Linked DNA regions of Mus musculus: regions 2, 3 and 4 are each linked to region 1. A link is a loop called in an ENCODE intact Hi-C map of the cell type or tissue named here. Cell type or tissue: heart. All regions are shown on one strand.

Region 1 (2,500 bases):
ATCTGGGACATCTGTCTTGGGCACAGATATTGAATCCTTGTATCTTATTAGCTTACGCAGAAGTTATCTTTCCCTGCTGTTTCTCTGAGGGGCCTCCCTAGCCTGAGTGATCTTCCTCCAACAACAGAGGCTAAGTGCCAGGTCTTCCCTGCCTCTTGTCGTGAAGGCCAGGTAGGCCTGGCCTTGGGGAGCCCCAATGACAGGAGACACCTTCTGCTTACTGGAGCTCCTACCCACATCCTCTGTCCCGGTCTGAGTGCACTCACATTGAGTAAGAAGCATGCTAGCCCCCAATGTTCTGTGAAGAAAGAGGAGTGAGTTCCTCCTTCCCTTTCAGACTGAAGCCTAACTGGGCCGTAGTGTGTGTCCCCAGGCTGCTGACCCCTGGCATAGAGCAGGAATGATGTCATCCAGGGTGAGCAGACACCTGCGATAAGGTAGGCCACAGACTTCCCACATTCAACAGGAAAGCTTGCTCGTACGTCATAGAAAAGGCCTCAGGCCCAGAGCTGCTTTTTAGCATGTAGCAAAGGCTGTGAACCCCAGCCCTAACCCTGCAGGGCCCCGGAACATCTGTCATATGACTTCCAAGCCTGGAGCAAAAACAAAGTCAGGAGTTAAGCACAGCCATCAATATCTGACTGTGGGGAGCCAGGCCCACCCCAAGGTTCAAAGGACCCCTTCATGTTTTATCTGAAGTGTGTATGCTGCACATCAATCAAGCTCAGCCTGCAGATGCCCGGGTCATCCAATGGGCATTCAGTGAGGCCAGGTTTAGGACCTCCAGGCAGAAGTGTGCTGTACTGAATAGATGGAAGAGGTCTGTTTTGGGACACAGGGACCCCATCCCCTTCTGCCACAGACTACACTGCTTCAGCTCGAAGGTGTGGTGGTAGGGTTGGAGTCCTGAGATGGGCAGCCATGTTCTGCTCACAAACGAAAGAACTGGTCACAGGCCCACAGACTGTCTTCACGTCTCAGAGAGAACTGAGCCACCAGAACAGCGTGCTGGTGTCTGTCACTATTCTGGTGTCACCCACTGTTCTGTCAATGGAGCCTCTCAACGCAGGTCCAAGTCAGAGTCCCTCACATGGAGACTCAGTTCAGAGTGGTGACCGCTCTGCTTGGGTGAGGGGCTCTATCCATCCTAGCCATGACTTGTTCGTTTTCTCATTCAACAGTGCCACCTGGTGGTAATCTCATGCAACTACAGACAACCTGTCTTAAGTTTCCAAACCTGAAACTTTGGGTCCTTTTGGAGCCCAAAGCTCTTGCAAAAGGCATTTTGTTCGGCCTTGTTTCCATCACTGAGACAAATATAGGCACCCATGCTGAATGCTGCAATCAGGTGTTGATGTTGAGGCTGGAGAGACAGCTCAGTGGTTAAGAGCTGCTGCTGCCCCTCTTGTGAGGACATAAGGGGCACCTACCTTCAATTCCCAGCACCTACAAGGCAGTTAGTTCACAACCATCTGCAACCTCAGTTCCAGGGGGAGAAGACCCTGGGCACCAGCCATGCTCAGGGTGCACATACACACATGCAAGCAAAACAGTCACACACATAAAATAAATAAATCTAACTTAAAAAAAATAAGGCCTTGAAGTTCAGTCCACCATAAAGCTGGTCACAGATTTGGGGATGTGACTCAGTTGGTAGAGTGTCTGCCTAGCATTCCTGAAGTCCTGAGTTCTATCCCCAGCACTGCAAAAACAGGTGTGACAATGCACTCCTCCAGTCCCAGCACTCTGGGAGTGGAGGCAGGAGGACCAGGAGTTCTAGACCATTCTCAACTACATAGTGAGTGTGAGGCCAGCATGGTCTCCATGAGCCTCTGTCTTGAAAACATACACGCTCATATTGGTTCTGCATGCACATAAGACATTTGAACTCAGAAACGCACAAGAAAAATGGCCTGTGTCGGGCACCTGCTCAGTAGACAATGGAGACAGAAATCAGAAACCATCTTCGGTGGAAGCCTGTTTCTCTTACAGGCAGATAGCTTGTAAATCAGCCAGTGGTTTATCAGCACTGGACAATGCTGTGCTAAGGTCCTGATGAAGATGGCTCCTAAGTCTTGTCTTCTTATTCTCTACATCCAGAGTCGGACCCTGAGGCCAGAAGAGCTTTCAAAGACTCCTGCAGCTCAGCAGCCCATCTTTCCTGGTGATGCTGTGGGTTTCTGGTGTAGATGGTCACACAGGCCTGGACATACTTGGGACAGTCAAAAGCCAAGTGCAGCACCATTTCTCTTTGTATTTTTATGCTCACATGCACATACAGACACACAGACACATGGACACAGTCTCTCTCTGTCTCTGTCTCTGTCTCTCTGTCTCTCTCTCTCTCTCACACACACACAAGGAAGGCAGAGATCAACCTTGGGTATCATCCATCAGGTGCCATACAACCTGTGTTTTGTGACAAGAAGGCTCATGGGAAGTAGGGATCACTAACTAGGCTAGTCTGGCTAGTCAGCCTCAGCAATCTGCTTTGCTTCCT
Region 2 (2,500 bases), 180 kb before region 1:
GGAGAGAGGAGGAAAGGATTGGGTCTAGACCAAGGCTGTTCTTGAGTCAGGCTGTTGGGGGAAGGGTCATCAGAGCCTGGGTTTTGGGTTCTTTGGTCCCCTGTTCCTCTGCCCGAGGTGGCTTGTAGGAGCAGGTACTTTGTTCAAGATCGGTGTCTAACTCTATATGGCACCTCCTGCAACTCTGCCCTGCTTCTCCAGCATAGAGACAGCTCAAGATACCCACCAAATGAAGAGCCCTGGGTCCCTAGCCCATGTCACACACAGCCCCTTCTTCGAGGCCAGGCCTATTTTTCAAGTGGACATCACTGGAACACGTCTCATGAAATGATCACCTAATAGGAGAAATGATCACCTAAACCTTGCCTCTGGTTGTCCATCTTCCTCAGTAACTGGGGAGGGCTGAGCAATGCTTGGGCCTGTTATTGGTCTGGGGGCTCCATACTAAGTAGTGGACCTGGAGGTCATATCTCTGTCCAGGGATGTGGGCCCTGCTGAGCAGACCTGGCCATGAGCAGACCTCGCCATGTGCCTGGCCTTTTTTTCCTCAAGACTCCAGGGGGCACCATCCAACCATGGACACTCTTCTGGGCCTTATGTGCCTGGTCAGCCTCTAGGGAAACTGAAGCACCAAGTAGCAAGAGACCAACCTGGCATTTGCCATTCACTCTCTTAACCCTCCCAGACCCCATGGCTTGTCGTGTGTGGCTGGTGGGGTCTGTGGATCTGTTCAGTTCAGGGAAAAAGCCAATGTGGAGTGTAAAGTAATGGTAGGTGAGCCCTAGGGGACACAGACAGGGCTCTGGTCCTTTTGCATCCTGAGATTAGAGACATCAGGATGACCAGTAGGAGGCCCACAGTATGCCAATCTCCACCAAATCTTAAGAGTTTCTGGAAGGTTTGGATTGACCCACCATCCACCTCCTATGTGTTAGAGATGGGGCCATAGAATGCCAGAGACACAAGATCCAGCTTGTGATCAGAAGGAGAGTGGAGCCAGTCTTCTAGCCTGCTGGCTCATAGAACAGAGCTTCTCTCCTGCTCTCCTCTGCTCCAAGCACCTGCCCCTTAGAGGCCCCTGGAGTTGTTGGGCCAGCTCAACCTTCCTGGACAGAACCTATGTGTCCCTCTATACCTCCATCTATACCATTAGATAGATAGGGTTCAGTGAGCTCTAAATATTGTGGATGCCCAGCTCAATCTGGCCTTGAGGGTCATGTAGAGTTTATGAAGTCCCACACTAGTGCCAAAGGGACTCTAATTCTCTTCTGTGGTGAGGTCAGCCTCCCTTCTCATCTGGCTCTACTGAGACCAACCAAGCACACCACTCAGCTGAAGAACACGGAGAGCAGACATGGGGGATTTTATCCAGTCTATTGTTGTTGAACCCCTGAATCCAGAAGCTCTTGCCTGAGAGCAATGAGGGTCCTTAGAGGTCTATAGATGGCTATGCTACCATCTCTGTAGTGGCTCCTCATGGCCAGCAGGGGAGGGTGGCTACCCACTTCAGAAGCCTTTGGCATACGCTTTCAGTGAGGTCAGAGAGACCAGGCAGGTCTTATTTTGAGTAACAGTCACCTCCTCCTCAGGGGATCAGGCCCAAGGTACAGCGGGACAGCATAGAGTGGGCACTGCTGGACCAGGTGCTGCCGTCCACCAAAGACTCGAGCAGGTAACACGTGCAAGGTAATACACAAAAGGTCCTACTTGGCCTGGCTGGGGCTTGGTGGGGAAAAGACAGGAGAAAAGGCTCCCTGGGAATCTGAGAGAGAACTGGAGCCCCTGGTGGTGGTGGTGGTGGGGCAACGAATTCCGTTGGATGGGACTTGGAGACTGTCCCTGTTCTATCCAAGAGACTGAGAGGCAGTGGCTTCCCTGAATAGTTGTGAGAGATCCCTCAAAGTCGGTGAACATCCATCTGACTTTGACTGGGCTTGGAGGACAGAGGAGGCTGAGAAGAGCCTGCCCTTCAAGTGTCTTTACTTCTATGGCCTATACAGGTGACTCCCAGAATAGTGGGGTTTTCAGAGGCTACTCAATCTGGGTGCTGAGCAGACAGGGAATGGAAGAGCCCCTGGACCCTGAGCCTCACCCAGCGCCCCTACTTGACCCACTGTGGCTGGCTCTGCCAAGCCCAGGATAGGATTGGCTGACATGGCACTTGGGACTCAGCCACTGTGATCTGGGCAGCAGCTGTCCCCATGCATGACAGTGCCTCCTGGTTCGAAAAACACTCTGATTGGCTGTAAAGGTATTAGAGCAATTCCCGAATCCTGAAGTGAAGTGGGTCTTTAAGTAGGGCTTGGAGGAAGCAGCAGCAGCTATTGGGCCTTTCAGGAGGCTGGCAGGAAGATGGAAGGGCAGTATCCTGGTGTCCCTGGCAGGGTAGGCAGTGTTACAGCAGAAGGTAGACTCCACATCTGAGGCCCAAGTAAGATTTAGTGAGTTGTACTCTGAAGGCACACCTTGCACTCTCCTCTTGAGGCCAAAGAGAGAGGCT
Region 3 (2,500 bases), 190 kb before region 1:
AGGAGCAGACAGCTTGTCAGGCCTGGGAACCAATGTGCTGGGCTGCTCCCAGGTGCACCAAGACTCAACGTTTTGCCCGCCCACACCTGCCCAGGCACGACAGAGCCAGGGAGGGGTCTCCAGCAGCCCAAAGGTACAGTGAAGGAGAGAAGAGAGAGAGAAAAGGTAAGAACAGAAACAGAGAAATAGAGAAAGATGACAGAGACAAAGAGAGACAGAGATAAAGAGACAGGGATAGAGAAAGGCAGAGATAAAGACAGACACAGAGACAAAGAGAGACAGAGAAAGCTGGAGACAGATAAGGAGACTAAAAGAGAAGGTACAGTGACTCTGAGGGGTTACAATGTGTGAGGTCAAGACCCTTGTTATTAATGAATGAGTTTTAATGGCCAGAAACACACCCCACTTCACACACCATGGACACAGTGACCACCGGGCATGTGTGAGTGTTTAATGAGTGTCTACTAACCCATCGAAGAGATAGAGGATTAATAGCTTAATTAATGATCAAACCATTGACCATTAATTAAATCATGGCATTATTAATCATTAACAGTTAATTAATGATGAGTGATGATGGTTAATAGTGCATTCATGAGGAAGGGAGTAGACAGTTAATTGTCAGCTCAGGGAGGATTCCCCCAAGGCCTTCCCAAGGATGGGCATTGAGAGGCCTCTGGCTTCCTGAGTTACCTTCCTCTTCGTATTGTTCTGCATTAGAATAGAACAAAAAAAAAAAAAAAAAAAAAAAGGGAGCCAAATTAGCAGAGATAGAACAGGGGGTGATGGTGGTGAGGCATTTGAAGGACAACTTGCTCTGTCCCTAGACAGCCTGGTTCTTTCACTGGCTAGACATCAGTCTGGGATCTTCAGTTCAGAGATGCTTTGTGGTAGCATGGGGAGATGGTCAGGCAGCAAAGTGCTTGCCATATAAGTCAGATCCCAGGATTCAAATAAAAGGCCAAGTGTGTTTGCACACTCTCATAACCCCAGGGCTGCGGAGGCAGAGACAGGAGGACCCCAAGGAACTTGCTGGCCAGCCAGCTTAGGTTAATCATCAAACTTCAGGTTCAGTGAGTCCCTCCCTGTCTCAAAAGGCAAGCTCCTAAAAATGACATCCAAGGTTGACCTCTGGTCCACACATATGAACACATCCGAAAACACACACACACATACATACACACACACACATGAACACAGAGGCTTTGTGGCCTTAGAGGGGAAAATATCTCAACCACAAGGTAGATATTGGATGTCTCTAGATTGCATGCCCTACTGTGGCCATGTGAGTGACCAAAGGTAACAAGGACAGGGAAGCTGCCCACTCAGACTCGAGTTCTCAGGGATTCACAGATATGCAAGTATACAGGATTGGGGCAGGTCAAGGTGTGAGCATCACAGGGAAAAAAACAAGCCACAGATTCAAGATAATTTGGGAGAGGGGTGTCTTTGAAACTCAATGACTGATCTAGCCGGTCAGGGACTCTTGGGCAATGGGTCCCCAAGGAATGAATGCTATCCATAGTCAAAGCTCTCCTCCCCACACCAAGAGCAACTCTACTATCTAGAGATGGAAGCATATAGAGGGAAAATAGAGAAGATACTTACCCTCAACTTGTTCACTGTCATAGTGGGTGAGTAGCAGTGGGGTGGGCCGGGGGGGGAGGGGGGGGAGAGAGAGAGAGAGAGAGAGAGAGAGAGAGAGAGGTGAGCTTGAGCTGCTGACTTGAGGCAGATGTCTGTAGGTGCCAGGAGTTCCATCCCACCAGCAAGAGAGGTGACCATACAGTACTCACGTTTCCTCGTCAGACATAGTGGCGGTGGGTTGTATCTGGAGAGGGAACATCAACAGAAGGGACAGTGAGGAATTACCTTAGGTTAGAAGCGTCACAAGAGTGGGCTCTCAGAGACTGAGGCCTAGAGGGGATGTGTGTAGACTGCAATTGAGGGCTACCTTTTGATTCCCCTGATTGGCCTTTCTCCCCATGACTTTGATGCCCCTTCTTCTTTTCCTGGCTCCGCCCTGGAACTTAGACTCCATAGCTGATTGGCTATTGAAAGGTTGTCATATGCATTCCACCCTGGACAGATGTCCCCTCTCCAGCATTTTCATGGAATGCCATCCAAACATGCACAGGTTGTGGGATGCACAGCTTTGGGATCCTCTGGATCTGGGGATATCCTTGCTTGTCTCAACTGATGGCCTCTGGCTAGGGAATCACCCTAGAATGGCTGAGCCTCACTTTAAGGGACAGATAGCCTCAGTCTGCCAGCTCTTCTTCCCTGGGTGAGCTCAAACTTTCTACTGTGCCTCACGTTTTCTTTGGGAGTCCAAGCTACATTTGGGGGTACCCCAGGTCCTCTTTTGTGTTCTCTGAAATCCTCTGATTTCAAATTAGAGAACCTATGAACGTTCAGTCTCCTTGTCTCCATTCCTGTGAAATACATGGAGACTGAACTCACAGGGGTGGGTCTGAGAAACTTCTCTGTGGGAAACCCG
Region 4 (2,500 bases), 120 kb before region 1:
GGCTGGCTTCTCCCCCACCCCACCCCCACCCCGTGAGCAGAAAGGGTGGGGTTCTCAGCTGGGGACTGGGAGCCACTGACTCGCTGAACTCAGGACCTCCCCCCTCCCCCACAGCTTCCCTAGATGGCAACTGCTGGCCAGAACTCAGTTTCTTAAACTTGAGTCTAATGCCACTGTGCCACAAGAGCCTGCCAGCCCTCCTGCTGTATCTAAGCCCAGACTGCACACAAGTTACTAGACCAGCCCACTCCTCCAGGGGTGACTAATAGACCCTCTTGCTCTTGTGCCCTCAGCCTGGAGTCCCCAACATGATTCCAAAGGGTAGCTCCTCCTGCAATATCAGTGGTTCACTAACTGGCAGCCACAGCTCACAGAGCTCAGAACCTTGCATCTCTCAGTGATTCGGGGCAGCTGCAGATCAGGAAGGGACCAGTCTCTGCCTTCTCCGTCTCCCTTTAGAGGTCCTCCTGCACACATGGAACCATGATGTTTTCAAGGGTGGCCTGAGGCTGGTGCTCTGAAGTTGGCATGGCCCTGGAGCAGAGGTGCAGAGGGTTTTTAACAAGAAGCCATAATGACTATGGAGAGTGGTCTGGTGGGCACCTGGAAGGACCACAGTGCTAGGCTGAATATCCTCTTCACCTCTTGAAATTCCTCAGTTTTTAGCACAAGTACCATATTTTAAATCATCCCCAGGCCCTGTGTATTATACAGCTAGTCCCTAACTCGGTTTCAGACTCATCTGTAATTTGGTGATGAAGTAGGAGCTTGGTGAGTCCCCTGAGGATGGAGAGAGGTGATCTGCTGGCCTCAACAGCCTGCCTGTCCACTAATATCACTCTTGTCTGGCCTTCTGAAGGACTCTGCTAGGCAGGAGTCCATAGGTGGTGGTCAGAGCACCCCCAGTGGCTCTGAAGTTGGCATGGCTCTGGAGCTGAGGTGCAGAAGGTTTTTACAAGAGGCCACAATGCCTATAAAGAATCTGCTTGGAGCTGGAGCTGAGATGTTGTTCCTCAAGGGCCCCTAGCACAAGAGGGCTAAGGTCAGGCTCAAACAAATCCGGCCTCCACATGGGGCTCAAAATGTTTTACCATTTGGAAATGGTGGAGCTGGTATGAATGTTGGGATTAAAGTAACATTGATCTCTCTCTGACTCTGTCTCTGTCTCTGTCTCTGTCTCTGTCTCTCTGTCTCTCTGTCTCTCTGTCTCTCTCTCTCTCTCTCTCTGTGTGTGTGTGTGTGTGTGTGTGTGTGTGTGTGTGTGTTCTTCTTGTCTAAAGCCCTCCCTCCCTTATCCTAAGAACAAGTGGTAGGGAACAGAGGATCTAGAAGTTGTGACTTCTAACTGTATGTCACTCAGGAGGGCATCCTGAGTAGCATGGTGGTAACACATGCCTACAGGAGGCTTCAGGCTGTTTGGAAGCTGTCTCCGGAAGATTCTGAGGCCTCAGAAACACCAGCTCCTGGTACTAGGGAGAGTTTCAAGGCCTGGAGACATGGAGGCCCCTTAGGACTCCCAGGTTCCAATGGTGGTAAAGGTGCAAGTAAAAAGACAGCCACTAGGAGGAGCCGTTCTTCCCGCTGGTCCCCACCTACCAGTAGCACTCAGTTTGCTACTTTAGAGAAAGTGTGAGCAGCCTGAGCTAGACAGACAGAAAAGAGGAGTCATAATTCTCTAGTCCCACCTTATCTTCCTGCTCTTGCAGCCTGTCTTCTGTGACTGCTGCGGAAGACCCTCTCAAAGGACTAGCACTGTTTGACCTAGGAAAAGGAGGTGGGAGTCCCTGCTCCATCTCCAAGCTGTGAACACCCAGTTCTGTAATCCCTTCCAGGCAGGATGTCTGACTCACAGTTGGGTCTGAGGCCTGCACCCATGGCCCCAGCCTCTCTCAATCCACGCATTCTCCAAGGCTTGTGTGAGCCCTTACCTTCTCCAGGTATCTCTTTCGAGTCCCTCACAATGAACCAGACTTGTACTGGATGTCACCCAGTGATCCCTTTAAGATGTGAGCCACTCAGTACAATGCTAAGCCTCTCCTCCAAATTTTCTGTCAGCCCAGGGTCAGGTACTCATTTCTGGGTTAGACTTGCTGCCAACCTCACCTACCTACCCTCAGCCTAACCAGACCTTGTGCTATTTCAAAGGTAGCAGGTTTCTGAGTTCTTTCCCCCCCCCCCCCAGAAAAGCAAGACACCCGCCAAGACAAGCATAGAGGTGATCCCTTCCTCACCTGATACCTACTGCTTCCTGTGACGGGTGGACTCAGGCCTGCTTGCTCAGACCCTAGTCACTGGGAGGCTGGTTGTCCACTCTCAGGCAGCACCTGATGCCCACAGCAGAGCCCGTGGTGCCTGTTGCTAGTGATCAAATGAATCTTGTGGGGAAGAAGGGGTGTGGAGGCAGGGCTTTGGGGAGCCCCACCTAATGACCGGAACTGCTGGCCCTCATAAACCAGGAAACTCCCTTGAGAGCGAAGGTCTCCCCTCTCTGAGGTCCTGG

The links. A loop is a pair of places that touch in the nucleus more often than their neighbours do. Peaks named below come from ENCODE experiments on the same cell type or tissue, not always from the same donor. Only the 100,000 strongest peaks of a DNase experiment are listed, where the experiment ranks them.
Region 2: a loop joins it to region 1, with 4 times the contacts of the local background. A loop is called at or near these places in 6 of 42 quality-filtered maps.
Region 3: a loop joins it to region 1, with 2.2 times the contacts of the local background. A loop is called at or near these places in 6 of 42 quality-filtered maps.
Region 4: it touches region 1 in a loop (8-fold over the local background); 6 of 42 quality-filtered maps call a loop at or near these places.

What each region holds. Positions count from the first base shown.
Region 1 is chr7:142,315,406-142,317,905 of GRCm38, reverse strand. No RefSeq gene overlaps it. Among named protein-coding and RNA genes, the nearest start is that of Krtap5-4, 13 kb to the right of the region's middle. In heart, CTCF peaks have their summits at 999 and 1,200 (motif pointing left); no DNase peak of the experiment used is centred here; H3K27ac peaks cover 1,818 bases.
Region 2 is chr7:142,496,061-142,498,560 of GRCm38, reverse strand. The region is part of intron 1 of Prr33 (proline rich 33); the gene reads left to right. Among named protein-coding and RNA genes, the nearest start is that of Tnnt3, 1.5 kb to the left of the region's middle. In heart, CTCF peaks have their summits at 554 (motif pointing right) and 1,484; DNase peaks (open chromatin) are centred at 540, 1,600 and 2,270; H3K27ac peaks cover 2,500 bases.
Region 3 is chr7:142,500,951-142,503,450 of GRCm38, reverse strand. It overlaps Tnnt3 (troponin T3, skeletal, fast), which reads right to left. Exons shown (of 18, transcript NM_001163664.1): 2 at 1,797-1,831; 3 at 1,609-1,622; 4 at 694-711. The coding sequence starts at 1,813. All of the region lies in intron 1 of Prr33 (proline rich 33), which reads left to right. Among named protein-coding and RNA genes, the nearest start is that of Tnnt3, 3.4 kb to the right of the region's middle. In heart, no CTCF peak of the experiment used is centred here; no DNase peak of the experiment used is centred here; H3K27ac peaks cover 1,313 bases.
Region 4 is chr7:142,434,824-142,437,323 of GRCm38, reverse strand. Syt8 (synaptotagmin VIII) reads right to left here and starts at 490. Exons shown (of 9, transcript NM_001285861.1): 1 at 385-490. The coding sequence starts at 391. In heart, a CTCF peak has its summit at 1,552 (motif pointing right); a DNase peak (open chromatin) is centred at 1,543; H3K27ac peaks cover 2,332 bases.